Regions from separate parts of the Homo sapiens genome. Here regions 1, 2, 3, 4 and 5 are each linked to region 6. A link is a loop called in an ENCODE intact Hi-C map of the cell type or tissue named here. Cell type or tissue: heart left ventricle. All regions are shown on one strand. Links, peaks and the distances in the headings refer to the core of each region. The heading gives the core; the rest is flanking DNA. Region 1 overlaps PDGFA (platelet derived growth factor subunit A). Region 2 overlaps PRKAR1B (protein kinase cAMP-dependent type I regulatory subunit beta). Region 3 overlaps DNAAF5 (dynein axonemal assembly factor 5). Region 4 overlaps PRKAR1B (protein kinase cAMP-dependent type I regulatory subunit beta). Region 5 overlaps PRKAR1B (protein kinase cAMP-dependent type I regulatory subunit beta). Region 6 holds the start of LOC105375118 (a long non-coding RNA gene).

Region 1 (4,909 bases), core at 256-4,255, 170 kb before region 6:
TTTTTTTAGTAGAGATGAGGTTTCGCCATATTGGTCAGGCTGGTCTTGAACTCCTGACCTCAGGTGATCTGCCCGCCTCGACCTCCCAAAGTGCTGGGATTACAGGCGTGAGCCACCGCACCCAGCTGGGGTCCTCATGACCCAAGTCAGCATCTGGATTGAGTGACATTCCAAGTCTCTGTCGAGAGACACCCAGGTGGGGCTGTGGGGCGGTGGGGCCAGGGCTCTGGACTCTAGGCTTTCTTTCCGTGAAAGAGGTGAGAAGGAGTGCAGGCTAGGGATGGAGATTCAACGCTGTGTGACTCTGGGCAAGGGGCTTCCCTTGTCTGTGCTGTGTGTTCTCATCTCTAGAATGGACCACGATGGTGTCCTCACAGGGTAGCTGTGAGGGTTACAGTGACGGGCACGTGCGGTCCAGTCAGGTGTCTTTCATGGCTAATACTCTGTCTTGGAGCCTTGAAAGGGTCAGGCCGTAACCTGGAGTTGGGGTGGGGTCCCCCGCAGGGAGTGGCTGTCCCAAGCCCTCCTCAGGGGGTCTCTGCAGCTTCTGGGCTTTGTAGCAGTAGGGACTCGGCATCCCAGGTCTAGAGGGGTGACGGCATCCCTGGGTTGTAGTCTTGGGTGAGTTCGCGCCGGGAGTGTTGAGGTGGGGCGGCTTACGACGCAGATGAACTCAGCCGTGGGGAATCGGAATGTCTGGTGTGATAAGGTGCAGCCCACATCTCTGGGACGGAAAAAGGGGAGGGACATGGGGACCCCCCCCATCACTTGGGCTTCGGCTTGGGGCCTGGGGGCCGGGGTACCCCCCGTGGGGGTCCTGAGGACATTGTAGTCTGTTCTTTGGACTTGGCCTTCTTTTATGGAGGAGGTTTTTGTGAGAATCCAATATTCATTTTGTGTTCTTGGGAGAAAAATGTAGCTATTTCCTGGCCAGACAGAGGTGGCGGAACGGCCCGGAATCCTGGCATACTCAGAAACAGGTGCAATCATCGCTGTTTGTTTTTGTTTGATAAAAACGGGCTTGTCTGAGGAGGCAGTGGGTTCCCAGACGAGCGGCCGTGCCATGTGCCTTTCGCACGGTGCCCAGAGGGGTGGCATTTCTGTTGTGTCCTGGGAGCCCACGCGCCCGCGGTGGCCGGCCATCTCGAGTGGTTGAGAGCGAGCCTGCCCCTCGCCTGGGCGTCTGGTGTCTGGCCAGACGGGCCTGCGGTCTCTGCCGAGCCAGGCCCTGGTATCTGCCCTGCCGAGGGAACTAGGTGAGGCTGCTTGTTGACCAAAGAGGCTGTGCCATCCGGAGGGTCAGGGCCGGGAGCAGAACAGGGCGCCCTGCCCGAGCCCATCCCCACGAACCCAGATTTCAGAGCCCACCTGCCCCATGCCTCACTTGGCCACCCCTGCAGAGGCTGGGGGTGGGTGGGAGCAGCAGAGTATGGGTGCTTCGAGCCTGGGAGATGGCAGGGTGTGAGGCTGGTGCTGTTCCTCCTGCTGGGACCTGTGTCCAGGGCCTCCAGGGGAGGGGAGGAAGGAACTCGGTCCCTGCTGAGGCAGGAGGGGGCTGGGCCTGGTTTTGCGCACTGGGATCCCTAGTTACTTACTACCTGGGCAGTTCTTGACTCAGGGAGGGCTGAGGACATGCTTGCAGGGCTGGGGGTGGCTGAGGTCCCAGGTGGCCCTGCTGCTCCTCTTGGGGCTTTGCTGCAGTTCATCCTCGGGCCGGGCCTCTCCGACCCCAGGCCCTCAACAGGAGGGTGGCTCTAGACCCACTCTCTGCCTGTGGTGGGTGGGTGGTGGTACTGTGCTGAGCTTGGGGACCAGGGGGTGGGTTGGTTTTGGGGCTCTGGATTAGAATCCACGCCAGTGGCAGCCCACTCTTGAAGGCTGGCTTTGTCCTCGTTTCTGGGGCCTTCTGCATGTGCAGCCTCATTTATTCCTCAACTCCTGGGTGGGTGTGATTGGTCTCCGTTTTACAGATGGGAGGTGGAAGTGTGTGCACGGCCTGCGGAGGCCTCTCTCTGGAGGATTCTGTCCTGGGGAAAGGGGCAGATTGCCGCGGGAGTGTGGAGGCTGATCTGAGGCCTCCCGAGTGGAACGGAGCCCCATGTAGGAAGCGGCAGTGTCCTGGCCGCTTTCTCTCACGCTTTGTGACGTAGCGAAACCTCCCAGGCCAGGTCCTGTTTCTGAGCTGGCTCCTGACCCCAGGCGCCCCACGCCCTGCAACTGTTGAGCTCATACTTGGCTGTCTGCTCACGCCCCAGGCAGCCCAGACCACTTCACACGCCTGCAGGCACCCTTTGCACTGTGGGTTAACCATTAACTCAGCCTCGGACAAGCCTGGTCCCCAGCGCCTTAGGGACCGGCTTACCTTCGGAGCCTGCCTGGTCCCAGGGTGCAGAGCTGACCTTCTCCCTGGGGGCCCTGCTGATGCCCAGTCTCCAGAGTCTGGAGTCCCCCCTTCCCCCCAAGAAGGTTGGGAAACATTCCCCTCCTCCCTCCTTCACCCTCCTGACTGCCTGGGAGGCAGGGCCACTGGGCTGGGGGCATCTGGCCTTGGGCTGAGGTCTCCTCATTCACCCAGCAGCGTGCATTCCCCCACGCCCCTGTGCTCAGGGGGTGACCCGGCCTCCGTTTCCTTTCTAGCCTCAGTTTCCCCATGAACCGTGAGGGGTGAAGTGGGTGATCCATAGTGGCTGTTCTTGCATTTAGACCCTGCATGCGGCAGGGCTGGTTCCGTGGGCACAGATGGAGCGCCTGCTGGGTGCTCAGCTCCCCAGGGCCTGGGAGGGCAGGAAGGTGGTGGCTATTCCCTGGTGTGTGCTCCAGGGGGCAGGTGGGACAGCCTAGCAATTAGGGACAGGCTTAGTTAGAGCTTGCCTGCGCCTCAGTTTGTTCTGTAAATGGAGGTGCCAGTCTTGCCTCCTTGTAGCATGGTTGGGAGGATGAAATGAGTGCTGGGGTTTGGGCTGGGAGAGCCAATACTCTACTCATGCAGTCCCTGGCTGTGTATTAGGGGTCTGTTGATGCCAGGCGTGTGCGTGCTTGCACTCTGTGTGTGTAGTAAGATTCCCACGATGGGGCCCCTGTGTACATTACACATGCATGACTGGTGGGGGGTGGAGTTGCCTCCCCATGACAGGGTATGTGTGTGCATTATACAGGTGTGTGTGTGGGGTGGAGTTGTGTTCCCGTGACAGGGCCTATATGTGCATTATGTGTGTGTGTGTGTGTGTGTGTGTGTGTGTGTGTGTGTGTGATTTCTTGCCTCTCTTGTTGAATGCCTGAAGCTCCCCTCTCTGGCCTGGACTGGGCCATTGTCTGCCTGCAGCTCCCCGGGGAAGGGGCTGTGGAGGCAGGACCCCCATGTTGTGGTTTTGTGCCTGGAGAATTGAGGGCAGGCGTGGCTCGCAGACAGGCAAAGTCCAGTCCGAAGAGGGGAACCCAGCTGAGGTCTGGTTCGCTTTTGAGCTGCCTGTGCCTGATAGCCACGGCCTGCTGGCCTGTGCTCCTCCTGGATCATCTTGTGTAGCCTCGGTGATGGCCCAGGATCCCTGGCCCTGGTTTCCGAGGTCAGGCCTCTCCGAGCCCAAGGAGAGCCTCGGACCTGGGGGAGCCATGAGGGGACCCTGGGTATGGGTCTGCTGGCCCTGCTGCCTGGGGCCGGCGGGGAGGTGGGGCCCTCATCAGGCCAGCAGCTGGGATTATCATCTGGACGCTCAAGTCCACAGCAACCTTGGGCTAGGATACAGCCACGAACCCCCCATTCCTAGGCCATGGCTTTAAATTTTTTTTTAATATTAATAGAGACAGGGTCTTGGTGTATTGCCCAGGCTGGAGTGCAGTGGTGTGATACCAGCTCACTGCAGCCTCAAACTCCTGGGCTCAAGCGATCCTCCTACCTCAGCCTCCCAAGTAGGCTGGGACTACAGGTGCCACCATGGCTTGCTAATTTTTAAATTGTTTTTAGAGGCAGGGTCTTACTATGTTGCCCAGGCTGGTCTTGAACCCCTGGAGTTAAGTGATCCTCCCGCCTTGGCCTTCCAAAGTGCTGGGATTACAGGCGTGAGCCACCATGCTCAGCCTGGCTTTTAAAATGTATTTAAAAACAACGTGATCATTTGAAAACATTTCCCAGCTGCACATCCACACACAAGCAAACACTTTCCCTGGCCACCTGCACCCCAGAACTCCCAAACTTCCACACCTTAGCAGTGTGCATCCTTCAGCCCCCCCAGGCACACGTGAACCTTTGGGTTTATTTTAAACAAAAATAGGATGAGTCTGCTAAATACCATGCTCCAACACCAGGCGCGGCGGCTCTCACTTGAAGTTCCAGCACTTTGGGAGGCTGAGGCAGGAGGATCACTTGAGTCCAGGAGTTCAACATCAACCTCGGCAACATAGCGAGATCTCATCTCTTCCACACAAAAAAAATATTTAAAATTAGCTGGGCATGGTGGCCTGTGCTTACAGGTGGGAGGCTGAGGTGGAAGGATCACTTGAGCCCAAGAGCTTGAGGCTGCAGAGGCTATGATTGGCCTAGGTGACAGGGTGAGACCCTACTCAGAAAAAACTAAAACACACACACACAAAACTGCACTGCAGCTTGTAGGTTTTTCACCTGGTACTGCTACACTCCCCACCACAAGGTAGTGTTTCTGGGAGGAGGTCAGGGGTCAGGCTGCTCTCTCCTCCCTCTCAGCCTGTCCCCGGCTCCCAGCACGTCGTGATGTCCGAAGCTCCATGCAGGCATTCATGGCCGGGCTCTGTTCTCTCTGGCAGGTGGCCAAGGTGGAATACGTCAGGAAGAAGCCAAAATTAAAAGAAGTCCAGGTGAGGTTAGAGGAGCATTTGGAGTGCGCCTGCGCGACCACAAGCCTGAATCCGGATTATCGGGAAGAGGACACGGGTGAGT
Region 2 (4,909 bases), core at 416-4,415, 300 kb before region 6:
CTGATTTTGTCTTCTTTTATAGTTTCAGCTCTTACATTTAGGACTGTCATCCATTTTGAGTTACTTTCTGTGTGAGGAGTGAGTAAGTGTCCAAGTTCATTGTTCTTAGTGGGTATCCAGTTGTCCCAGCACGATTTGTTGAAAGCACTCTTTCTTTCCCCATTGACTTGCCTTGGCACCCTGGTTGGAAATCAGTTGACCACAAATGTAAGGGTGGATTTCTGGCCTCTCAGTACAAATCCGTTTTACTAATACCACCACCGTCTTGATTACAGTGGTTTTGTAGTAGGTTTTCAGATCAGGTAGTCAAAGTCCCCCTACTCCGTTCCTTTTCAAAACTGTCTCGGCTATTTCCAAGTGCCCTTACATTTCTGTATGAATTTCATTTTTTAAAATTTTTATTTATCTTTTTGAGACAGAGTCTCGCTCTGTCACCCAGGCTGGAGTACAGTGGCGCGATTTTGGCTCAACACAACCTTCACCTCCCAGGCTCAAGCGATTCTCCTACCTCAGTCTCCCGAGTAGCTGGGATTACAGGTGCCCACCACCACATCTGGATAATTTTTGTATTTGTAATAGAGACGGGGGTTTCACCATGTTGGCCAGGATGGTCTCGAACTCCTGACCTCAAGTGATCCGCCCGCTTCAGCCTCCCAAAGTGCTGGGACTACAGGCGTGAGCCCCCGCGCCCGGCCGCATGTGAATTTTAGGGTCAGCTTAGCAGTTGTAAGAGTGTGTGTTGAATTGATAGATCAGTTTGGTGTCATCTTGTCAATATTGAATCTTCTCAATAAAGATTGTATTTAGATCTTTAACTTCTCAGCAGTATTTCGAAGTCCTGCCCGTCTTCTCGTAAATGTTTCCCCTGCATTTCATTCCTTTCAATGTCATTACGAGGAAGACAATGTTCTTAGCAGGGCTGGCTGGCATTGAGGAAGGGTCGCCAGTAGGCAAGAATGTCTGAGCCTGGCGAGGAGAGAGCCCTGTGCCCCGTGATGTGTCTAGGAGAGACCCTCGGGGAGAGGCAGGTGGCTGAGTGCACAGAGGAGTTGCTGAGCCGACTTCACCTGTCCCGAGGCCCCCGGGGGACGATCTGTCAGCCCCAGTGAAGGGAGCTGGGGGAGCTCTCCAGACTGGTTTTTAATTATGTGAGGTGTGTTCACCACCAACTTCAGTAGGATGCCTCCGGGACCTGTTTAGGGGAAAAGCAATTCCACAGCTAAACATTCGTTGCCCTGTTTATCCGGGCATGGGGCTGAAATTCAAATTAAAATGTGCCAAGTCGAGGAGCTCACAGGGGTTTCTAAAGATATTTTAGGCTTTCAGTCCCAGGCTCATTCCAAGGTGTTTATTAAGTGCCTGCTGGGTGCCCACGCGGGCCTGGGCCAGGCACACAGACAACGCTGGTGCTTGCCAGCTAGGTGGGCACAGGGTCCTGCCCCGCGTCTTCTCCGCCGGCGGGGCAGGATGAGAACACGGGGCACCATAGGAAGAGGACACACTCCTCTATGTCATGCACTTCAGAGGCTGCAGAAGACAATCTGGGCGTCCACACGGAGCTGCCCCCCATGCAGGGTTCTCATTGTCCAACACAAGCTCTGTGCTGCCTGTTTTAGCCCCCATCTTCCCTGTTATTTATTTATTTATTTATTTTTTTAGATGGAGTCTCTCTCTTGTCCCCCAGGCTGGAGTGCAGTGGTGCGATCTCGGCTCACTGCAACCTCCACCTCAGGTTCAAGCGATTCTGCTGCCTCAGCCTCCTCAGTAGCTGGGATTACAGGCACCTGCCACCACACCCGGCTAATTTTTTGTATTTTTAGTAGAGACGGAGTTTCACTATGTTGGCCAGGCTGGTCTCGATCTCCTGACCTCAGGTGATCCACCCACCTCGGCCTCCCAAAGTGCTGGGATCACAGGCGTGAGCCACCGCACCCGGCCCATTATTTGCTCTTGATTCTTTTAAAGGTGCACTGAAGATTTACAAATATCAGGAAATGAACATTTTATTTTTTCCTTAGGTTTAAAGACTGTATAAAGCATTTTAATAAACATGATTTGTTTGTTTGTTTTTTTGAGACAGAGTCTTACTCCTTCACCCAGGCTGGAGTGCAGTGGCGCAATCTCGGCTCATTGCAATCTCCACCTCCCTGGTTCAAGCGATTCTCCCGCCTCAGCCTCCCAAGTAGCTGGGATTACAGGTGCGCCACCATGCCCAGCTAATTTTTGTATTTTTAGTTAGAGACGGGATTTCACCATGTAGGCTAGACCTCTGCCTCCGAAGCTCAAGCGATCCTCCCACCTCAGCCTCCCGAGGAGCCGGGACTACAGGTGTGCACCACCACGCCCGGCTAATTTTTGTATGTTTTTGTAGAGATGGGGTTTCGCGGTGTGGCCCAGGCTGGTCTCAAAGTCCTGAGCTCAAACCGTCCACCCGCCTTAGCCTCCCAAAGTGCTGGGATTAGGTGTGAACCACCACACCTCACCTCCTTCAAGGTTTCTGACTGGTCCTGGAGCTTGGCCTGTCCCGGCACTCCCCACCCCCCACCTTCAGCACCTGGCCCCTTCCCTCACGGCCGTTCTTTCCCACTCGCCGTGGTTTGCGGGGTCACAGTTGTTGAGGAAGTTGCAGACACCTGGGAGCTGCTCTTGATAGCAGGGAGTTTGGCGTGTGATACCCATTCCTCACCCAGGAGGGAGGGGCGTGCAGGTGCAGAGACAGAGAGATGGACCCGACCCGTCAGGTCCCGCCGGCCCCCTCCCCAGCAGGCTTCTACAGCACAGCCTCTGTGAGGGTGGAAATGCTTCTGTCTGAGCTGCTGTCCTCACAGTGGCCACGGGCTGGGGAGGTGCTGGCCACCTGGGGTCACTGTGTTCCAGCAGTTGAGAGAGGCAGAGCATTGGCTGTCAGAAAGGACCATTCTGGGTGGGGCAGGAGGGGCCCCAGGACCAGCCCTCATTGGCAGGGCTGGCAGGAAACCCCCCACCCCTGGTGAAGGAGCCCCAGCATCCGGTGGGCACAGTGGGCACAGTCCGGTGGAGGACGTGAGGGCGCGGCCGGTGGAGGACGTGTGGGCGCGGCCGGTGGAGGACGTGAGGGCGCGGCCGGTGGAGGACGTGTGGGCGCGGCCGGTGGAGGACGTGTGGGCGCGGCCGGTGGAGGACGTGTGGGCGCGGCCGGTGGAGGACGTGAGGGCGCGGCCGGTGGAGGACGTGAGGGCGCGGCCGGTGGAGGACGTGAGGGCGCGGCCGGTGGAGGACGTGTGGGCGCGGCCGGTGGAGGACGTGAGGGCGCGGCCGGTGGAGGACGTGTGGGCGCGGCCGGTGGAGGACGTGAGGGCGCGGCCGGTGGAGGACGTGTGGGCGCGGCCGGTGGAGGACGTGAGGGCGCGGCCGGTGGAGGACGTGAGGGCGCGGCCGGTGGAGGACGTGTGGGCGCGGCCGGTGGAGGACGTGTGGGCGCGGCCGGTGGAGGACGTGAGGGCGCGGCCGGTGGAGGACGTGAGGGCGCGGCCGGTGGAGGACGTGAGGGCGCGGCCGGTGGAGGATGTGTGGGCGCGGTGCTGGTACTTTTACAATGCTTCGTGAACCTGCTGTCCGTAGCTCTGTTTCACAGATGGGGAAACTGAGGCCTGGCGATTAAGTGGCCTGCTGAAATCATCCAGCTAGTAAGTGTCGGAGCTGTGATTTGGACCAACTCCTGCCTCCAAAGCTCATTCACCTCCTTACCTTTGCACTGAGCTCCAGAAAACCTGAGGCTTCCCCGTCTCCCTCGCTGTGCCTTCTCTCCCCTGCTCAAAGACCGTCCTGCAGCCATCATGGAGGGAGAAGCCCTTTTTCCTAAGCTGTTCACAGGATAGTCTGGGAGGGCCTGGGAGGCAGCGGAGGAGTCCCGAGCCTTCCGGGCTCCAGGCCTGGGTTCCAGTGCCCTGGGGAGAGGCCTAGGGCTGCCAAGGGGCCCTCGGGTCCCAGCTGTGCGTCTGCCAGGAGAGGACTGTGGAGTCAGTGTTGGGGACGCTCCCTGAGCCCCAGGGGGGTGCAGGCAGGTTGCCGTCCACTCCGATCCTTCTGAGGCTCTGTGGCCCAGGCCTGCTGCTCTGACCCCTGTTTTCAGAGCAGCGATGCCACAGTCTGCCTGGGCGCGAACATGACATCTGGCCCAGATCCGGAACATTCAGGGCCAGTCTGGTCCTGAGATGTGGAAGCTGCCAGGGGAGGGCTGGGCCTTGGGGCCCACAGGGACCCCTGCTCAGCTGGTTTCCAGCCTGTGGAATGTGGGTCCCAGGGTGTCAGATCTTGATTTTTCCAGAGAAGCTGGAAGTCCGGTTTTTTGGTGAAATCTCCTAATTTTATTTATTGTTTTAAATTTTACCTTGAAAATAGTTCACACAGAAACGTTGCAAGGAGAGTATCATGAAGCCCTGTGTACCCTTTGCCACTCAGCATTTTGGGACGTATTTGTGCTGCATTTGCTTCATCAGTTCTGTGTTCTACATTCGCATACTGTTATTTTTACTCTTTTTATTATTTGGATCATTTGAGAGTAAGTTGCAGGCTGGGTGCGGTGGCTCACACCTGTGATCCCAGCACTTTGGGAGGCTGAGGTGGGCGGATCGCTTGAGGTCAGGAGTTCGAAACCAGCCTGGCCAACGTGGTGAAACCCCGACTCTACTAAAAACACAAAAATTAGCCAGACATGGTGGCGGGTGCCTGTAATCCCAGCTACTCGGGAGGCTGAGGCAGGGGAATCACTGGAACCCTGAAGGCAGGGGTTGCAGTGAGCCAAGATCGCTCCATTGCACTCTAGCCTGGGTGAAAGAGCGAGACTCCACCTTAAAAAAAAAAAAAACAGTAAGTTGCAGACACCAGGACCCCACGCCTTAAATGCTTCACTGGGTGTCTCCTAAGAACA
Region 3 (4,909 bases), core at 584-4,583, 440 kb before region 6:
TGAGTGGCCGCTTCCCGCCCACCCCATCCCCTTTCTCCCTCGCTGGGTAACTCCTTTCCTCAAAGTAGTGCCAGCACACCATTCCGTGTCACTCCGGACTTCCCAGCGATCGCTTCCGTTTCCATCTGTTCTTTATTCCTGCTTGTCTTCTTGTTTCTCAACTTGTTTTTTAGTGGATGTTGTTCTTTTAGCTTTTTGAGGATCTTAAACACGCCTCAATAAAGGTAACTTTGAGGTGGTTCTATTATCGGCACTTCCTTCCCGGGCTGGGTGCGAGGCTGCCCTTAGCGCCGGGTCTTCGGTGTTCTGAGGTAGCAGTCCCCAACCTTTTTGGCACCAGGGGCTGGTTTCATGGAAGACAATTTTCCATGGACCAGGGGGTGAGATGGTTTCAGGATGAGTCACGTGCGTTACGTTTATTGTACACGTTATTTCTATGACTACATTGTAACATATAATGAGATAATTCTACAACTCATCATCCTGTAGAATCAGTGGGGGCCTGAGCTTGTTTTCCTGCAACTAGACGGTCCCATGTGGGGACGATGGGAGACAGTGACGGATCATCAGGCATTAGTTTCATAAGGAGCGTCAGCTTGGATCCCTCGCGTGCACAGTTCACAATAGGATTTGTGCTCCTATGAGAATCTAATGCCGTTGCCGATCTGACAGGAGGCAGAGCTCAGGTGGTAATGCAAAAGATGGGGAGCAGCCGTAAACACAGATGAAGTTTCGCTTGCCCACCTCTCACCTCCTGCTGTGCAGTCTGGTTCCTAACAGGACCCGGACAGGTACTGGCCCATGGCCTGGGTGGCGGGGGCCCTGTCCTGAGGGGTTTGTGTGCAGGCTGCCCTGAGTGAGGGGCTCTCTGAATTCATGACTCTGTTCAGTGCTGCTGCTTTTCGGGGGCTTCAAGCCAACCACCCCATTCCCCTCCCCAGTGCTTGCTCTCACCTGGGGTTGGTCTGGGGTTTGGGCTCCAGGAGGCGGCGACACTGAGGCTGTGCCCCTGGTCCTGCTGCAGGGTGGCCCGGCCCCGTCTCCCCACAGGCAGCTCCAGCCGCCCCACCCTGAGGTCCCCCTTCCCGGCCGCGTGGAAGCTGAGCCTTGTCACCCCCACCCAGTGCTGGTTTGGAGACCTCTGCCTTGCTTCTTGCTGTGCCGTTTAATTTGTGGTATTTCATCTGTCATTGCTGTTTGTTCTCATAGTACCAACTTGAACAGAAGTCAAAGATGAGCATTTTCTATTTTCTTTTTTTTTTGAGATGGAGTCTGGCTCTGTCACCCAGGCTGGAGTGCAATGGTGCGATCTTGGCTCACTGCAACCTCCACCTCCTGAGTTGAAGCGATTCTCTTGCCTCAGCCTCCTGAGTAGCTGGAACTACAGGCGCGCACCACCATGTCCAGCTAATTTTTTTATTTTTAGTAGAGACAGGGTCACCATTTTGGCCAGGATGGTTTCTATCTCTTGACTTTGTGATCCACCTGCCTCAGCCTCCCAAAGTGCTGGGATTACAGGCGTGAGCCACCGTGCCCGGCCACGTTTTCTGCTTTTTTTCTATAAAACAAGCCACCATCAAACTTAAATACAGTCGTCCCTTGGTATCTGTGGGGTTTGGTTCCAGGAATCCTCCTCCTCTAGGATACCAAAATCCTCAAATGCTCAAGTCTCTGATAAAAAAAGGCATAGTATTTGCACATGACCCACACACATCTTCCGGCACACCTTAAACTGTCTCTAGATTACGTTTAACGCTAAATGTAACATCCACACGACGCTTCCTTCACGTGGGTTCAACGTTGTTTTAAGGCAGAACGCAACGTCCACACGACGCTTCCTTCACGAGGGTCCAATGTTGTTTTAAGGCCGAATGCAATGTGTACATGATGCTTTCTTCATGCGGGTTCAACGTTGTACTTGGTGCCCAACAAATTCAAGCTTTGCTTTTTGGAACTGTGGAATTCTGCCCCCCAATACATACATATTTATATATGCAAATGTAAGTACAAATTTGTATTTGTATGTATAAATGCACAAACATGTATATATGTAGCCATACACACACACACACACACACACACACACCCCTACTTTTAAAGACAAGGTTTTGGTCTGTTGCCCAGGCTGGGCTCAAGCGATCCTCCTGCCTCAGCTTCCTGAGTAGCTGGGACTACAGGTGTGTGCCACCAGCCCTGGCTAATTTTTAAATTTTTTGTTGAGATCGGGGTATGGCTATGTTGCCCAGGCTGGTCTCAAATTCCTGGGCTCAAGCAACCCTCCTGCCTAAAGTGCTGGAATTAAAGGTGTGAACCACCACACCCAGCCCGAGATAGTTTTGATCTGAGTTTGGGTGACTCCATGGATGCAAACGGAACCCAGGGACACGGAGGGCTGACTGCATATACACAGGCTGTGAACAACAGAAATGTCCTACCAGGATAAATCCTGATGAGTTTCTCTGGATCCGTCATGCCGCCCGAGGTTTTTAAGAACGTGTTGATAATACGGCATGAGATCAGTCGCGTCATCTTCGAATCCTCCTCCAGGGTGGTCAGGACCTGGGGCATCAGTGTTTCCTGCACGTCCCGTATCTGCAATCAGCAAACACATACGACGTGACTCACATCTGTCCTGGGGTGGGGTGGGGGTGCTCACCATCCGTGCACTCCTGCCTGGAAGGACTTAGGGGGCTTGAAAGCTTTACCTAAAAAGTAGGCTTGAATCTTCATTGTAAAATTTAGATTTTGAGCAATTTTTAACTTGCTTACTTGATTTTTAGAAAATACGCACACTGTTCACAACTCCTAGGTGAGGCACTAACCCTAAACCAGGGTAATGGCTCGCCTGGGCCCCAAGGACGTGGGGCTTTCGGCTGGAGCACCGACCGCACCACCCCGCGTGCACCAGGAGGTGGCGCTGATGCTGCACGGGCGCCCAGGGCAGCGCCTTCCCGCCGGGCGGCGACCAGGACGCGGGCGGGCATCAGTGTCTGTTTTCTGACACCTGGTACCAGCCGGAGGTGTTCATAGAAACGATGCGGAAAGCCCAGGCCCGTCCTCTGGCCTGGATCCTGGGATTCGACTCCTGGTCTTGCAGCCAGCATTGGGCCGGAAACCGAGAAACCGCACGCTCATGAGCGGCTGCAAAACCCGCAGCACGACCGGGCTGGCTGGGCCCGCGGCCTGGCTCCCGCTCTCCCGCCTGCTGTCTGAACCGCAGCCCGGCCGCCGGCTCCTGCCCTTCCGCCGCCAGTGTGGGGAGAGCCTCTTGGGGTACGGGCCCCAGGTGGAGGTGCAGCTGCTGCCTGCCCAAGTTCCTGCTGCGGGAGCTCTGCCGGGCGCCAGGAAGCCTGCGCAGTCCCCGGCCGGTGTCCACCGAGCACGCAGGGAGCCCCGTACCTGCTCTGCCGACAGGACCTCGCTGCTGGTGAGCGCCCAGAGGCAGGACACGGCAGCCGTGCGGATGGCCGCGGCTGTCCTCCCCGCATGCCACTGCAGATTGGGGGCCAGGATGTCCTTTGTCACCGTCTCGAGGTAGCTGGGAAACTGCCTGGAACCGGAACGGAGAGGGTGGATGAGGAGACCGGACAGGTGCTCGGAAGAAACGTTTCAGACTAGGGATGAATGGGGCTGAGGGGGGAGCCAAACAGGAAAACGAACTCGACCCCAAAACACGAGGCCCCTCCTCCTCTCAGGAGCTGCTTCTCAGTGCGAATTGGGAGGTTCCTCCAGGCCCAACCCTACCGGGGAGACAGGGGTGCCTGTGCCCCTGGCCTCTCCTGCGGCCCGCGTAGGTCCTGTTCTCCAGAGGCGAGCCAGAGGCCCTGGGCCGAGGGTGCACTTTCAGCCCCTCGCCGCTCCTAGCTTCAAAAGGAGGCCTGAGTGACGCCTGGGCTAGGGCAGGTGCGGTGGTGTCGGCAGCACCCAGTGAGCCCCTTTCCCATCTGCATCCCTCCCCCAGAAAAAGGCCAAGTCTCTCCAGCCACAGAACCCTCTGTCCAGCAAGGACAGTCGCTGCGGCTTCACAGAGGCGGGATGGGAGGGCCACAGGCGCGGTCCGGGGACCCAAGGGCCACAGCTCAGAGAGACGGGCAGTTCCCACCCTGTCGGCGACTTCGTCCTGATGGTGACCAGTCAGGTCAAAGTGCCACCAAGACAAACTCAAAGCAAAATGACACACTCATTAGTGACATCCCAACACCACGGTATGTTTCAAAGGTGGCTCTGGTCTCCAAGACCAGCTCCACAGCCCGCAGCCCTCCAGCGTCCGTGAAGCCTGCACAGCGTCCCTTCCTCTTCTGGAGGCGCCACCGGCTTGCTCCTGGCAGGGGCCATGTTGGGACCAGCCAGGTAGATGAGCAGATGTGGAAAGTGACGTTGGTGTGGTGTGATTTACACGCATTCCGCGAGGTTTCTGGCGTGGGTTCGTTTTTAAGCAGAGCTGCCATTTTCGGCACCGTGACTTGCAAGAGGGCTCTCTGGAATGAACGAACCCAGCGCCTGCTCCATGGTCACCACATGAAATGGCCTGGAAGTCCTGGCCTTCAGGGTGTGGGGTCCAAGTGTGGGCCAGGCGTGCCACACGGGCGCCACCTAGGAGTGCTTAGGTTTTTTTAAATTTTTTTTTTTTTTTTTTTAATTTTGGGGTGAAGGATACTCAGCCTGTGTCTGACAGAAGCTCCATCAGAACTTCTGGGCATTGATCAGAACCACCATCGAACCACTGAATGAGGCACGTTCCTTTTTTTTGAGACAAAGTCTCGCTCTTGCTGCCCAGGCTGGAGTGAAATGGCGCAATCTCCGCTCACTGCAACCTCTGCCTCCCAGGTTCAAGTGATTCTCCTGCCTCAGCCTCCTGAGTAGCTGGGATCACAGGCACTTGCCACCATGCACTGGGGCCGGGTACAGC
Region 4 (4,589 bases), core at 590-4,589, 310 kb before region 6:
TGCTGCCTGCCGAGTGACCTTGGGTGGGTGCTGCCCTCTCTGGCCTCCGCGAGGGGTGTGAGGGGAGGATGTGGTGGAGGAGGCATCCCTGCCAGATTTCTCTTCCGGATTTCTAAATCAGGGATCTGCAGTGAATCACGGGGCCCTTTGCCCTCACTCGTCCACACTGCGCCTTATTTATAGAGGCTGAAGAGACGGCTCATTGCGGAGAAGAGGCTTGTCTTGGGTCACCTTTTCAGGGTCTCACATCTCCCCATCGTGAGACGGGGTGGCCTGGGCGGCCTCTGAGCAGGCCCAGGACTCAGCTCTGCAGCACACGGGACCCTTTGGCCGACGGCACTGCCCGGTCCAGCCTCTTTGGGGCCCGCTTCCCTGGAAGGCTATGGGAGGTGTCTGGGGGAAGGGTCTGGCCCTGGTGCCTGCCCTCTGGGAGGGAGAGCTGGGGTTTGCCCTTTGCTGGGCTGTGGTCCAGCCACCCAGGCCCTGGTGGGTTGAAAGTCTCCCTGTCCGGAGGCCTGGGGGTGGACGCTCAGCTGCTGAGGCTGAGAACGGCCCTGCATTGCTTCCTTCCAGTTGTGGGCACTCGCATGGCCAGACTGGTGCCCCCTCAGTGCTGGGAGGGCTCCCTGGCAGCGGGGAGTGGAGGGTGGGCCCTCGGAGGGATGCTGGACCCCGGGATGGCGTCCGAGTGGGGCTTCCCTCCTGATGCAAGAGCCTGCAGGCAGAGAGGGCTTCCCGTGGAGACCCCCCTCAGCCTCTGCACACCCAAGGAGGAGCAAAACCCCGTTCCGAATGTGCGCGCCTCAGTTTCCCCACCTCATTGTGTACCTCCAGCTCCTCACAGTGTGGGGTGGAGCAGGAGCCGGGAGTGAGTGATTCCAGCAGGATTTTAAGAGCATCACGGACATTTCAACGATGCCTTGAACAGGGGAGTCATTCTATAATATGAGGGTTCATCCTGACGCAGGTTGAACATCCCGCCTGTCGGTGCCCTGTGCTGCCTGCCTGTGTAGGTGAGGGCACAGGAGGGGGTGCATGTGGCCCGTGACTTAGCACCTCTGTTTGTCTGCAAGATGAAGACTTAGGGCTTAGTGTAGTGGGCCGTGTAGCAGCCGCCCCTAGCTTCGTAGCACTGGGCAGCCGGCATTTCATCATGCTCACGGGTTTGTGGGTGGGAATTCGAATGGCACAGTGTGGATGGCTTGTCCCTGCCCCGCGATGTCTGGGACCTCAGCTGGAAAGGCTGGTGTGACTTGGGGCGACGGGAGTGGCTGGGGGTTGGATAATATGGAGGTGCCACTGGGCACCCTGAACCCTGTGCATCTGTGTAAGGCCTCACGGGGGCTTGAGCTCCCTCACAACATGGCCGCCTCAGCTGACAGACCTCCTGCCTGGCAGCTCTGGGCTTTAATAGCTGGTATTCCAGGAAGCTGCGACTTTTTTTTTTTTCAAGATGGAGTCTCGCTCTGTCGCCCAGGCTGGAGTGCAGTGGCGCAATCTTGGCTCACTGCAACCTCCACCTCCCCAGTTCAAGTGATTCTCCTGCCTCAGCCTCCCGAGTAGCTGGGATTACAGGCCTGCGCCACCATGCCCAGCTAATTTTGTATTTTTATTAGAGACTGGGTTTCTTCATGTTGGTCAGACTGGTCTCGAACTCCCAACCTCTGGTGATCTGCCTGCCTCGGCCTCCCAAAGTGCTGGGATTACAGGCATGAGCCACTGTGCCTGTCCAAAGCTATGACTTTTTATGAGTGAGCTGCGAAGGATCGTCCAGTTGTTCTCACGCTTTCCTCCCTGAAGGACGCAGGGTCCAGGTCTTATTCCTTTAGGGATTCCCCGTGCCTCGCGCTGCCTAAGCTCATGGTTTTAAAGTGTGTCCTGGGAGGTGGAAGGTGTGAGTAAATCTTGCGGTATTTCTCATCCAAAATTGTAAATGTAAATTGTCATGCCAATGCAGTTTGAAGATGGCATGAAAGAGTGACTGAATATAGTATCAGGAAGTTTAAAATTAAAGACTGTTGTCTTTCTCTTTTGCAATGGCAGAGTCTGATTATTTTCAAGGTAATTATAGCATTCATACCAACGGCCAATGTGCTCAGCACTTGATGGAATACCGGCTATGTGCCAGGCTCTGCCGTACACAGAATTCCAGGTACTACTCCACATCCCAGTGAAGTGCGGGGTTAGCACCATCCATCCTTTACAGAAGGGGAAACTGAGGCTCAGAGTGGCAAAATCACTGCTCAAGACAAGGTGGCGGGACGGGGATTTGAACCCAGGACAGATGACTGCGACCCACGGTCTCACTGCCCCCTCCACGCCCTGCTGTGGTGAACCGAGTGTGCTGCCTGATAAACCAGCTAGTTTTTAGGAAATGGGGTTGACTGGGGTCTTGCGGCAGGGGGCAGAGTTTGTTTCTTTCTTTTTTTTTTTTTTTTTGAGACGGAGTCTCGCTCTGTCGCCCAGGCTGGAGTGCAGTGGCGGGATCTCGGCTCACTGGCTCACTGCAAGCTCCGCCTCCCGGGTTCACGCCATTCTCCTGCCTCAGCCTCCCAAGTAGCTGGGACTACAGGCGCCCGCCACTACGCCCGGCTAATTTTTTGTATTTTTAGTAGAGACGGGGTTTCACCGTTTTAGCCGGGATGGTCTCGATCTCCTGACCTCGTGATCCGCCCGCCTCGGCCCCCCAAAGTGCTGGGATTACAGGCGTGAGCCACCGCGCCCGGCCGAGTTTGTTTCTTAAACAGCTTTACAGAGGTAGAATTCATATATGATAAAATTCACCCACTGTAAGTAGCCTATTCAGTGACTTTGAACGAATTTACAGAATTATGCCACCATCATCATGATCCAATTTTAGAGCGTTTCCATCATCCCAGAAAGTTCCCTTGTGCCTGTTTATGGTTAATCCTCACTTCCACCCCCGTCCACCATGAATCTGCCTGCATTTTCTGGACATTTGAAATAAACGGAGTCGGGTGGGTGCGGTGGCTCATGCCTGTCATCCTAACATTTTGGGAGGCTGAGGTGGGTGGATCGCTTGAGCTCAGGAGTTCAAGACCAGCCTAGCCAACATAGCAAGACCCGATCTCTACAAAAAATAGCTGGGTGTGGTGGTGCGTGCCTGGAGTCCCAGCCACTTGGGGAGGAGGGAGGAGGGCGGATCCCTTGAACCCGGGAGGTTGAGGCTGCAGTGAGCTGGATTGTGCCACTGTGCCCTAATCTGGGTGACAGAGTGAGACCCTGTCTCAAAAAAAGTGACAAAAGTAAATACATACATAAATAAATGGAGTCATTCAATATGTGACTCTAAAAATAAATAAAAAATAGTGATAATAAAAGTAAATAAATACATAAATAAATGGAGTCATTCAATACGTGACTAAAAATAACACAGTGATAATAAGTAAATAAACACATAAATAGAGTCGTTCAATACGTGGTCTTTTGTGTCTGGCTTCTTTCACTCAGGGTGTTTTTTGAGGTTCATCCATATTTTAGCACATTTATGTACTTTCTTGACAATATCCCATTGTATGGATCTACTGTAATTTGATCACCGCCCGCTCCCTGCCATGGACCTGTGGGTTGTTGTCAGTTTGGAGCTATTATGAACAATACGGCGTCATCTGGGTTGTTTTCAGTTTGGAGCTATTATGAACAATACGGCACCATTTGGGTTGTTTTCGCTTTGGAGCTATTATGAACAATACGGCGTCATCTGGGTTGTTTGCTGTTCGGAGCTATTATGAACAATGCGGCATCATTTGTGTTGTTTTCTGTTTGGAGCTATTATGAACAATACGGCGTGAACAGCCTTATGCGTGTCTGTGTGAACGTACGTTTTCACTTCTCTGGAGTAGATTCCTAGGAGTGGAATTGCTGGGTCTTTTCCCGGCCTTTAAAGAATTCTCTTTTCCGGCCGGGCGCGGTGGCTCACGCCTGTAATCCCAGAACTTTGGGAGGCCGAGGCGGGCGGATCATGAGGTCGGGAGATGGAGACCATCCTGGCCAACACGGTGAAACGCCGTCTCTACTAAAAATACAAAAAATTAGCCGGGCGTGGTGGCGGGCACCTGTAGTCCCAGCTACTCGGAAGGCAGAGGCAGGAGAATGGCGTGAACCCGGGAGGCGGAGCTTGCAGGGAGCCAGATGGCACCACTGCACTCCAGCCTGGGCGACAGAGTGAGACTCAAAACAAAAAAAAAAGAATTGTCTCTTTTCCAAAGTGGCTGCACCATTTTGCATTTCCACCAGCAACGTATGAGGGTTCTCATTTCTCCACATCCTTGCTGGCATTTGGTATTGTCTGTCTTTTATTGTAGTCATTCTAGTGGATGCAAAGTGGTATTTCATTTGTGTCTGTGTGTGTGTGTGTGTGTGTGTGTGTGTGTGTGTGTGTGTGTTTGAGACAGAGTTTTGCTCTTGTTGCCCAGGCTGGAGTGCAATGGTGGGATCTCTGCTCACTGCAACCTCCACCTTCTGGGTTCAGGTGATTCCCCTGCCTCAGCCTCTCGAGTAGCTGGGATTACAGGCAGCTGCCACCACACCCGGCTAATTTTTGTATTTTTAGTAGAGATGGGGTTTCA
Region 5 (4,909 bases), core at 382-4,381, 330 kb before region 6:
TGCTTCCCCGCTTAGGAAGAGTGCGGCAGAGAATCCTTTGCAGATGCATCCACCTGCAGGGTTTGCACACCTGCTGGCCTAATGACCCCTCCGTACAAGTTCAGGTTCAAGACAGATATCCCCATCATCACAGGCTGTGTGACTTTGCTCTTGTCGATCCGTAACAGTGTGGGAGATACATAAGGTTGTGCGAGAGATACGTAAGCTTGGAGAAGGGTAGAAATTATGTTTAAGACCTTTGATTTAAAGGAAGATAGTGCAACGTGGTTGTGAGGGAGGCTGCAACTCCCCCAGACCGCCTGCCTGTCCTTCTAGGATGGTGGTATTGCTAGTTGGCCTTGATCGAAGGGTTTCCCTGGGCCTTTGCACAGGATCTGTGAGAGGCATAGTGTCAACCTCACAGCCTCAGTTTCCTTCCCTGTCCTTGTCCAAGGCCCCACAACTCCTCAGGAGCAGAGCTAGGGTTTGAGCTCGAGTTCTTGGGCACCTAAGCCTGTGCTCCCTCCCCTGTAAGGACACATCACCTGCACCTGCCGCTACCCTGCCTGCATGGTGAAGGAAGATTGAGAATGGGTGATTTAGGCATTGCCAGTGAGCGGGGTCCATACTGTCCTGTAGTGAACTGCAGCTGCAGGGAGACAGCTCAGGGGTGAGACAGGACCAGGAGTTCCCATCACACAGGTGTTGGGCTGGAGTGGTCTTATTCCCAGGCACGCCTATGCACACAGTCATGCACACACAATCTCACTCAGATACCACAGAATTTAAGGTGTGTTTAAAACATCTTTTGGAAGGAGAGAGTTGTGGATGTCATTTATAAGTAATAACATTCTCTGAGCCTCAGTTTCCTCAGGTGTCAAATGAAGATAATAAAACCTACTTTGAGGTTGTTGTGAGAATATAAAGCAAGAATATCTATGTGTGTACTGTTATCACCACCATCATTATCATCACCATCATAGTCATCACCATTACCATCATCACCATCCCCACCATCACCATCATCACTGTCATCATCACCATCATTATCATCACCATCACCACCACCATCCTCATCACCACCATTGCCATCATCATCGTTATCACCACCATCATCATCACCATCCCCACCATCACCATCATCACTGTCATCATCACCATCATTATCATCATCACCATCACCACCACCATCCTCATCACCACCATTGCCATCATCATCTTTATCATCACCATCATCATCATCACCGCCATCATCATCACTGTTGTGGTCATTGTCATCACCATCTTTCTGTGGCCCTTTGGCTGTGTGGCAGTGGAGTCCATGAAGGTACTTCTTCTGGATGGTGCCTTGCCCCTTGGAGGCTGGCCCGGCTATCCAGACAGACCCCGCAGTCAGGCCCCACTCAGTACTTGGTCTGAGAAAGAGGCTGGGGTAGCCTTGAGTCATTCTCTGCTCCACCCTGGGCCTGAGTTGGTGAATAGGCCGCTCCGGGCCTCCCAGCACCCACAGTCAGCAGGAAGATCCCTAGGAGGCCACCTTGTCCCCACCTCACTGTACTGAACAGAGCTCTGAGACCCAGTGAGAGGGGGCCTTGGCCTGTTGCACTGACCCACACAGCAATTGTCCAGCTGGGGCTGGAGTGGGGTGTCCTTATCCCCTGGGACGGCACCTGCACAGCCCCTCTGCAGAGTTGAGTAGCTCCCAGGGCAGGCCCCAGGGTGGTGGTAGGTGCAGCCTTCTCACCTTGTGTCAGCTATTGGAGCGAAGCAGATTCCGCATCCTACCTGGGGTGCCCGGGGCAGTTACGCCTCGGCCAGGGACCTCAGCAGCCTCAGGAAGCAGCCCCGCGTGCTCCGGAGCTCTCTGATGTGCCAGGACCATGAAGGCTGTCCCTGGAGCGTGTGTCCCAGGGAAGCAGCCCCGCATGTTCCGGAGCTCTCTGATGTGCCAGGACCATGAAGGCTGTCCCTGGAGCGTGTGTCCCAGGCCTTGGGGAGTGAGGTGGAGGCCCTTGGGTTCTATCCCGGTCCCTTCCCGGCTTTCCCTGATTAGGGCGCCTGTAGGGGGAGCATCGCTGAGCTCCTGGGAGCCGAGAAACGTGATAATTGGGTGGCACCGTGCGTGTTTGTGTTGTGCGTTGGGCCTCCGGCGGGGACCTCATTACTGGAGCTGCCAGACGGGCACAGGCGAGGGCACCTCACCCTTGAGGCGGCCTTCCTGGCAGTGGCTCCAGCTCTCTGCTGCTTTAATTAAAACAGGCCTCTGGCTTGAGCAGCACCGCTGGCCTGCGCAGCTGTCTGTTATCTGTCGCTGTTTCTCTTCCTCCCACCCGCGTATCTCTGCAGTCTGTTTTTCCACAAACTGGCTCGGATCCTCAGGTGATGGGAAAAACAAGCCCTTCTGCCGAATTCACGGGCAGCTGAAGGGAGCTGTCTCCTGGCTTCTCTGAGCCTTCACGGCCCCCTCTCCCCATTCTGGCTTGGGCTTTGGGACTTTCTGCTTCCCTTTCGGGCAACATTAAAAAAACAAAATTAGCATTTTGGAAAATGCAGGGCCTCATCCGAGGAGATGCTTAATGGCTTGAACATGCAAAGAATTTGATTTCCATTTGCAGAAAGCCCAGCTGGATCTCAGCAGAGGAGACCTTGAGGTTAGCAAATCAGGGGCCACGTGAGCCCGGGAGGCTTTAGAAGCTGAATTCAACGGAGGCTGAAGCCTGGGGTTTGAAGCTTGCATCAGATGATGTATGCAATGGCCAGTCCCTGGGCCATGGGCCTCGGGCATGTTGTCTTTCTAGAGCTCCCCCGTGGCCCCCGAGGCTGCCGTTTGGCAGGGGAGGCAGAGAGAGGTTAAGCAGGCTGCGTCGGGCCACCCAGCTTGGAGTAGAAGCTGGGACTTTGACCTGGCTGGGATGTGGCTGCTTGGGGCTGACTTGCCCACCGTGAATGCACACACAGCTCATTAACCTGCCGGGAAAAGACAACAACCTTTTTAAGAGAACAGTCATTTTCCACACGCCTAGCGTTTTCCAGCTAATAACAAGTCTCGTGGCCTGCGCCTGGAGCTGCGGGGCAGTTGCAGCTCTCCGTGGAGCCTGTTTCAAAGGGTCTCCAGGGCTGGCGCTATCTAATACCACAGTGACAACAAGCCCTCTTGCTTTGTCTGATTTGTGAGTGGAGAGAAGAACCTCAGGTCTTTCTTACCACTTCCCCCAGGTGATCGTGGCCTGCGTGGATCTTGCCTGTGGTCCTGGCTGTTTGGTGCCCTGAGATTTTTGTTTTTGTTTTTTTGAGACACAGTCTTGCTCCGTTGCTCAGGCTGGAGTGTAGTGGCACGATCTTGGCTCACTGCAGCCTCGACTTCCTGGGCTCAAGTGATCCTCCTGCCTCAGCCTCCCGACTAGCTGGGGCCACAGGCGTGCACCACCACACCCAGCTATTTTTTTTTTTTAGTTTTTGTAGAGACAGAGTCTCGCTGTGTTGCCCAGGCTGGACTTGAGCCTCCTGGGCTCAAGCGATCCTCTGGCCTCAGCCTCCCATAGTGTTGGGATTGCAGGCATGAGCCACCACACCCAGCAGCTGCTGTAACATTTTGAAACTTGTGGAATTTGGTGGTGTGTGGTCTCCGGTACCACATCTTCTGACCCCTAGCCAGTTCACGTTTTGTTGTCACTGACAAGCCCCTGCAGACCTGGGGGCTGAGATGCTGCACGTGGCCTCTGCCTCCAGCACCCAGTATGTGGATGGGGACCCGAGGCCCAGAGAAGGTGCAGGAAGGCCCACTGCCCCGGGCAGGGAATGGGGCTGTCCTTCAGATGGAGGGTGCCAGGGCAGAGGCTGTGTTCATGCAGGCCTGAGGCTAAGCCCTGGTGCAGCACTGGCCACTGTGCTGTGTCGGGGACCACATAGCGACCAGAAGGAGGGATGCACCAGCTTTCACATTCCGACGGACGCCATGGGTCCTGGCATGGCTCCATTCTTGAGCCCTGGTCACTAAAAATAGCCCCGTCGCCTGCCAGCGGGTGTGAGGAATTCACCAGCTGGCTGGGGATGGGGGTCTGTGGAGAGAGGCCAGGCGAAGGGAAGGTTGCGTGGGGAGGGCCCTCCATGGAGGGGAATGTAACCGTCGAGCTGGTCCTGGCCCTATGGGGCTCCTTGTAATACAAAGCATCTTGTCAGCAATTTGGTGACCCTGTTCCCACTTGTCGGGGGGGACCCTGAGGCTCAGAGACAGCGGGGGGCTTGCCCAGGTCACACGGTTTCCGTGGGAAAGATCAGCCCTCCTGAGACCAGGCCCTGCACGCCCACCTGTCTGCTCCCTGCAGAATGAGGAAGCCACTCCGATTCGGGAGGCAGTTGTAACTCACGCTCCCTGAGTTCTGCTTGGGGTCAGGTGTGTGGCTGAGAGCTGTGAGTGTGCTGTCTCGCTGTCCTGATGGCAGCCCTGAGGGCACGTGGTAACACTGTCCCCAAGTTCCAGGTGAGGATCTGACACACGGAGAGCTGTGGCCACCTGCTTCGGGCCACCGCTGCTGCCCAGACCACCACATGCACCCTGGTTTGACCACGGTCTGTGTAGGGCCAGGACCCTGGGACACAGCCGTCCCCTCCCCTCCTGACCGAGAGCCTTTTCTTTTCTAGTAGGGACCAGTATTTTAAAAGTGAATGGGCCGGGCACGGTGGCTCACGCCTGTAATCCCAGCACTTTGGGAGGCTGAGGCAGGGGGATTGCTTGAGCCCAGGAGTTTGAGACCAGCCTGGGCAGCATAGCAAGACCCCATCTCTACCCTCCTCCTAAAAATTAAAAAATTAGCTGGGCATGGTGGCATGCACCTGTAGTTGCAGCTACTCAGGAAGCTGAGGTGGGAGGATTGCTTGAGGCTGGGAGGTTGAAGCTACGGTGAGCTGTGATTGCACCACTCCTCTCTCC
Region 6 (4,909 bases), core at 582-4,581:
TGCCACAAATTTCAAACCGGCCCCGACTCCTGGGGCAAGAGCAAAGAGCCACACTCCTGATTCTTGTGCCAGCTGGTTTTAACCACTGTAGTGTCCCTGTGTGTACACGAGTAAATATGGCATATGTGTGCCCTGGGGATGTGAGCTCCTGGGCAGGTGAGCATCTGTGCACAGGCACGTGTGTGTATGCATGTTTGTGTTTGTGTGAGTGAGCGTGTGTGCACGTGCATAGGCATGTGCTTTGTATGACTGTGTGTTTCTGCATGCACGTGGGTGCATGTGTGCTTGTGTGTGCACATGTGTTTGTGTGTGTGTTTCTGTGTGCTTATGTGTATGTGCATGGGTTTTGCATGTGTGTTTTTGCTTACATGTGGGTGCATGTGTGCCTATGTGTGTGCATGTTTCTGTGTGCATGTGGGTGTGTGGGTGTGTGTGTATGCGTTTGTGCCTGCATGTGTGTTTCTGTGTGCATGTGGGTGGACGTGTGCATGTGTGCACGTTTGTATGTGTTTGTGTGTGTGTTTCTGTGTGCATGTATGCACATTTGTGTATATGTGTGTGCTTGTGTGTGCATGTGTGTGCATGTATGAGCTTTTGTGTGTATGTTTGTGTGTGCACGTGGGTACATGTGTGCATGCGTGCACATTTGTGTGTGTGCATGTGGGTGCATGTGTGCTTGTGTGCACGTATGTATGTGTGTGTTTGTGTGCAGGTGGGTACATGTGTGCATATGTGCGTGTTTGTGTGTGTGTGTATGCGTCTGTGCCTGCATGTGTGTTTCTGTGTGCATGTGGGTGGACGTGTGCATGTGTGCACGTTTGTATGTGTTTGCGTGTGCGTGTGTGTTTCTTTGTGCATGTATGCACATTTGTGTATATGTGTGTGTGCTTGTGTGTGCATGTTTGTGTGTGCATGTATGAGCTTTTGTATGTGTTTGTGTGTGTATGTGGATGCACGTGTGTGTGTGCACTTTTGTGTGTGTGTCTCTGCATGCATGTGGGTGCACGTGTGCATGTGTGCACGTTTGTGTGTGCACGTGTGTTTCTGTGTGCATGTGGGTACATGTGTACATGTGTGCATGTGTGCACATTTGTGTGTGTGTTTCTGCGTGCATGTGGGTGGATGTGTGCATGTGTGCACGTTTGTGTGTGTGCGTGTTTCTGCATGCATGTAGGTGCATGTGTGCACGTTTGTGTGTGTGTGTTTCTGCATGCATGTGGGTGCATGTGTGCGCGTTTGTGTGTGTGTGTTTCTGCGTGCATGTGGGTGCATGTGTGCATGTGTGCATGTGTGCGCGTGTGTGCGTGTGTTTCTGCTTGCATGTGGGTGCATGTGTGCGCGTTTGTTTGTGCGTGTTTCTGCGTGCATGTGGATGCATGTGTGCATGTGTGTGCGTTTGTGCGTGTGTTTCTGCGTGCATGTGGGTGCATGTGTGCATGTGTGCACGTTTGTGTGTTTCTGCGTGCATGTGGGTGCATGTGTGCATGTGTGCATGTGTGCACGTTTGTGTGTGTGTTTCTGCGTGCATGTGGGTGCATGTGTGCATGTGTGCGCGTTTGTGTGTGCGTTTCTGCATGCATGTGGATGCATGTGTGCATGTGTGCGCGTTTGTTTGTGCGTGTGTTTCTGCGTGCATGTGGGTGCATGTGTGCATGTGTGCGCGTTTGTGTGTGTGTGTTTCTGCGTGCATGTGTGCATGTGTGCGCGTTTGTGTGTGTGTGTGTTTCTGCGTGCATGTGCGTGCCTGTGTCTGAACTGGCTTGGGGGGGTGGGGCGGGACAAGGACATTCCTGGACCCGGCGCTTGACAAGCTGCCAGGCCGTCCCCATTGTCATGTCAACCAAATATTTTCAGCCTCCACGCCCAGAAGCCTCCGGAGCTCGCTTCTCCTCGCCGCTCACACACCGCGGGCCAGACTTCCAAACCGCTAGGCAGATTTTGAGTCCCTTTTTTTAGCTGCTGAATGAAAAAAAATAAGCAAACACAAATCTGCTGATCCCGGGCCGCCCCCTTTTCTGGAGAATTTAATTTCCGAGCTTTGATCTGATACCAGGGCCCAGAGGACTTGTTATTTCTAAATAATGAGCTGAATGTCTGTGCTCCCAGCCTGAACTTTTCTGGTTTGGGGAAAAATATGACTTTCCATAGACGCTCTTTGATGCGGCCAGTGGCGCTGCCGGCTCCGGGATGAAAGGCCTTTCAGAGGGCAGGCGGCGCTGGGCGGGGCGGCCGGGCCGTGGTGCCCTCAGGACAATGCCCTCCGCAGGGTCCCCCCCCGCCGGCCCCTCCCTGGGCAAGGGCGGAGCTCGTTCAGCAGGAACCCCGGTGCTGGGACCTGAGCCCAGGGCCACCTGCATCGCGGCCCAACCTGTCTGGGGCCTCGTCCTCTCTCGGTGAGCGCGGGGGTCAGAGGGCGCCCGAGGCAGGGACTGTCAATCCTGGGCGGGTGGGAGGAGGGGGCTCCAGGGCCGCCTCCCCGGCGGGCCCCGCGCTCCACGGAAGGGGCTCTTCCTACCAACGTCATGCCTCAAACCAGGGCTGGGGGGCCCCGCTCCCAAGCTGGGGGACACCGGAGCAAACGGAACGGCGCAGGGCGGGCGCGGGCGGCAGCGCTGTCTGAGGTGCGGGCGGCACCTGCGCTTCCCCGGGAGGTTAGAGAAAGGCGCCCCCTGCTGGCGGCTGCGCCCTCGGGGGACCTGCAGGGCCCGAGGCCACGTGGAGACGAAGGAGCCCTCTCCTGGGGTGGGGGCACGGGACTGGGTTCAGCGCCTCCAAGCCTCTCCCCAGGCCCTCCACTGGGTGTTCTTGTTGGAGTCCGCAGCCTGCACAGTTCCAGCCCTGGCGGTCTGAGGCTAGGCGAGGGTGTGTGGACCAGGGAGACCCCGGCGCCCGGTGGGAGGGCCCAGCCCGCCCACCCCTGCCCTGGCACCTGCCGGCAGAGCCCCCAGCCCGCTCACCCCTGCCCCTGGGGCTGTCAGCATCCACGGGACGGCCACACCACACCAGGAAATGATCATTCCAGGTCAGGGCTGGGTGATTGCGGCGCCCTCTCCCCTTACCCCAGCGGTGGGCAACTTCGCACTTCGGATAGCATTTCCCCTGGGAAGAGGCCAAGCGTGCTTCGACAGGCGGCATCACAAAAGGTCAAGAGGCAAACACCCTCGGTCCGCCGCCTCGATAATTAGCTCCTCAGCCAGCCTGCAGAAAAGCCATCGGGCCTGGACAAGCTCCCAGGCACAGCACCTCACCACCCGCCCTCTGTCCTGCCCAGTGTACACACAGGAGCTCCTGGCACCCCGGAGGGCAGCCCCCAACCCTGAAACACACAGCGGCAGCGGCCTGACCTCCCCGGCACTCTCTACGTCATGTGTCTCAGATGGGGACCTGTGAGTCCCGGAACCTGACTCACGGGTTTGTGTCCACTCCTGGGCCAGGTGGGATTAAGAAATACTTTTAAAAAATAAATAGTTTCATTAACCAATAGTTCAGTCACAGGCAGGTTTGGAAATCGCAAGGAACCCAGTGGGGAAAAAGTAATGAAATCCAAATAAAGGTCTAGTTTAGTTAATGCTGGTGTGCCAGTATTGCATCCTTAATGTGACGAGTGCCCTGTCCTCGGGTAGGATGCCAGGAATGGAGGAAGCCAGGTGCAGGGTAGACCTAACTGTCTGTGCTATCTCCACAAGTTTGCTGTAAATCTAAACATAAAATCCGGTGGATCACTTGAGGTCAAGAGTTCAAGACCAGCCTGGCCAAGATGGTGAAACCCCGTCTCTACTAAAAATACAAAAAAAATTAGTTGGGCATGGTGGCAGGCACCTGTAATCCCAGCTACTCGGGAGGCTGAGGCAGGAGAATTGCTTGAACCTAGGAGGTGGAGGTTGCAGTGAGCCTAGATTGAGCCATTGCACTCCAGCCTGGGTGACAAGAGTGAAATTTCGTCTCAAAAAAAAAAAAAAATCTAAACATAAAATCTAAAATAAAAGTTTCATTAAAAACAGTTGAGAGAGGATATAATATAGGATCTTGTGGGTCACTCTAAGGTTGGATCCTGTGGGTCACTCTAAGGGTTTTGGGCTTTGCTGTCAGTGTCAGCACAATGATTTTACTTTTGCAGGTGGTGTGTCTCTCGGGACCAAGTGGATGTTGAGATACCAGCCGGACAGCTATTATACCAATGCAGAAAGAAGGAAATGGTGGCTTGGGTACTAGTGCCGGGGGACGGGGGAGAGGACATGGTTGCTTGGGCCAAAGGATGGTGCTGAAGTGGGGAGAAGGGGTCTGATTCCAGGTATGTTTTGAAGGTGAAGCCAACAAGAGTTGCTGACAGATTCAGCGTGGGGATGAGAGGAAAGGAGAGTCTGGGCTGAGCCCAGGGTCTCGCCTAACTAGCTAGAGGGATGAGGCCACGCTGACCCAGTGGGGAGTGGGGAAGGGCAGTGCAGGGAGGACAATGGGGAGTTTGTTCTGAGCATGTCCTGGCTGAGATGCCTGCTGGACTTCAAGCTCAAGAAACCTCTTGGATTTAAATCTAGAGTTGAGAGGAGAGGTTGTCCTTCAGGGGTCCATATGAAAGCTTCAGGTGCTTCCGAGGGATCCTCTGGCATGACAGGTCTGAGCCCGTCTTTCCCTCTCCGGCACTGCAGGGCTCCCGCAGTTCTGCTTAGATTCCTAGCAGCCTCTGCTCAGCCCCTCTGCGCTCACCCTGTGCTGCTTGCAAACAGACACCCTGGACTGTTGGGATCCTTTCCTCTCCCCGGGATCTTGTCTCTCCAAGCCCTGGCTGTGTGAGCAGTCCTGCACTCTGATTCTCGTCTTCCTGCTGGCACGACAGTGTTGAAAGCTCCTCTGAGCTTCTCGGATTCTCAGCAGACCTCCCTGCTCAGCTTCTCAGCATCTCTGCTCATGC

The links. A loop is a pair of places that touch in the nucleus more often than their neighbours do. Peaks named below come from ENCODE experiments on the same cell type or tissue, not always from the same donor. Only the 100,000 strongest peaks of a DNase experiment are listed, where the experiment ranks them.
Region 1: it touches region 6 in a loop (2.9-fold over the local background); 66 of 110 quality-filtered maps call a loop at or near these places.
Region 2: a loop joins it to region 6, with 7 times the contacts of the local background. A loop is called at or near these places in 67 of 110 quality-filtered maps.
Region 3: a loop joins it to region 6, with 8 times the contacts of the local background. A loop is called at or near these places in 103 of 110 quality-filtered maps.
Region 4: it touches region 6 in a loop (4-fold over the local background); 66 of 110 quality-filtered maps call a loop at or near these places.
Region 5: it touches region 6 in a loop (2.7-fold over the local background); 3 of 110 quality-filtered maps call a loop at or near these places.

What each region holds. Positions count from the first base shown.
Region 1 is chr7:501,110-506,018 of GRCh38, reverse strand. It overlaps PDGFA (platelet derived growth factor subunit A), which reads left to right. Exons shown (of 6, transcript NM_033023.5): 5 at 4,777-4,903. Among named protein-coding and RNA genes, the nearest start is that of PDGFA, 16 kb to the left of the region's middle. RefSeq lists an enhancer at 1,544-2,321. In heart left ventricle, for the core only: no CTCF peak of the experiment used is centred there; DNase peaks (open chromatin) are centred at 1,138 and 2,198; H3K27ac peaks cover 586 bases.
Region 2 is chr7:634,581-639,489 of GRCh38, reverse strand. The region is part of intron 4 of PRKAR1B (protein kinase cAMP-dependent type I regulatory subunit beta); the gene reads left to right. Among named protein-coding and RNA genes, the nearest start is that of PRKAR1B-AS1, 34 kb to the right of the region's middle. In heart left ventricle, for the core only: a CTCF peak has its summit at 2,848 (motif pointing right); a DNase peak (open chromatin) is centred at 2,841.
Region 3 is chr7:772,689-777,597 of GRCh38, reverse strand. DNAAF5 (dynein axonemal assembly factor 5) reads right to left here. Exons shown (of 13, transcript NM_017802.4): 10 at 3,400-3,550; 11 at 2,436-2,592. Among named protein-coding and RNA genes, the nearest start is that of PRKAR1B, 48 kb to the right of the region's middle. In heart left ventricle, for the core only: a CTCF peak has its summit at 2,904 (motif pointing right); a DNase peak (open chromatin) is centred at 2,914.
Region 4 is chr7:640,583-645,171 of GRCh38, reverse strand. All of the region lies in intron 4 of PRKAR1B (protein kinase cAMP-dependent type I regulatory subunit beta), which reads left to right. Among named protein-coding and RNA genes, the nearest start is that of PRKAR1B-AS1, 40 kb to the right of the region's middle. In heart left ventricle, for the core only: no CTCF peak of the experiment used is centred there; no DNase peak of the experiment used is centred there; H3K27ac peaks cover 353 bases.
Region 5 is chr7:663,275-668,183 of GRCh38, reverse strand. The region is part of intron 4 of PRKAR1B (protein kinase cAMP-dependent type I regulatory subunit beta); the gene reads left to right. Among named protein-coding and RNA genes, the nearest start is that of DNAAF5, 61 kb to the left of the region's middle. In heart left ventricle, for the core only: CTCF peaks have their summits at 2,039 and 3,853; DNase peaks (open chromatin) are centred at 2,208 and 3,941; H3K4me3 peaks cover 673 bases; H3K27ac peaks cover 3,237 bases.
Region 6 is chr7:330,572-335,480 of GRCh38, reverse strand. It overlaps LOC105375118 (a long non-coding RNA gene), which reads left to right and starts at 2,216. Exons shown (of 3, transcript XR_926965.4): 1 at 2,216-2,393; 2 at 3,272-3,434; 3 at 4,118-4,909. RefSeq lists enhancers at 975-1,634, 1,635-2,296 and a silencer at 2,556-2,745. In heart left ventricle, for the core only: CTCF peaks have their summits at 2,474 and 2,678 (motif pointing left); DNase peaks (open chromatin) are centred at 1,840 and 2,660; H3K4me3 peaks cover 855 bases; H3K27ac peaks cover 713 bases.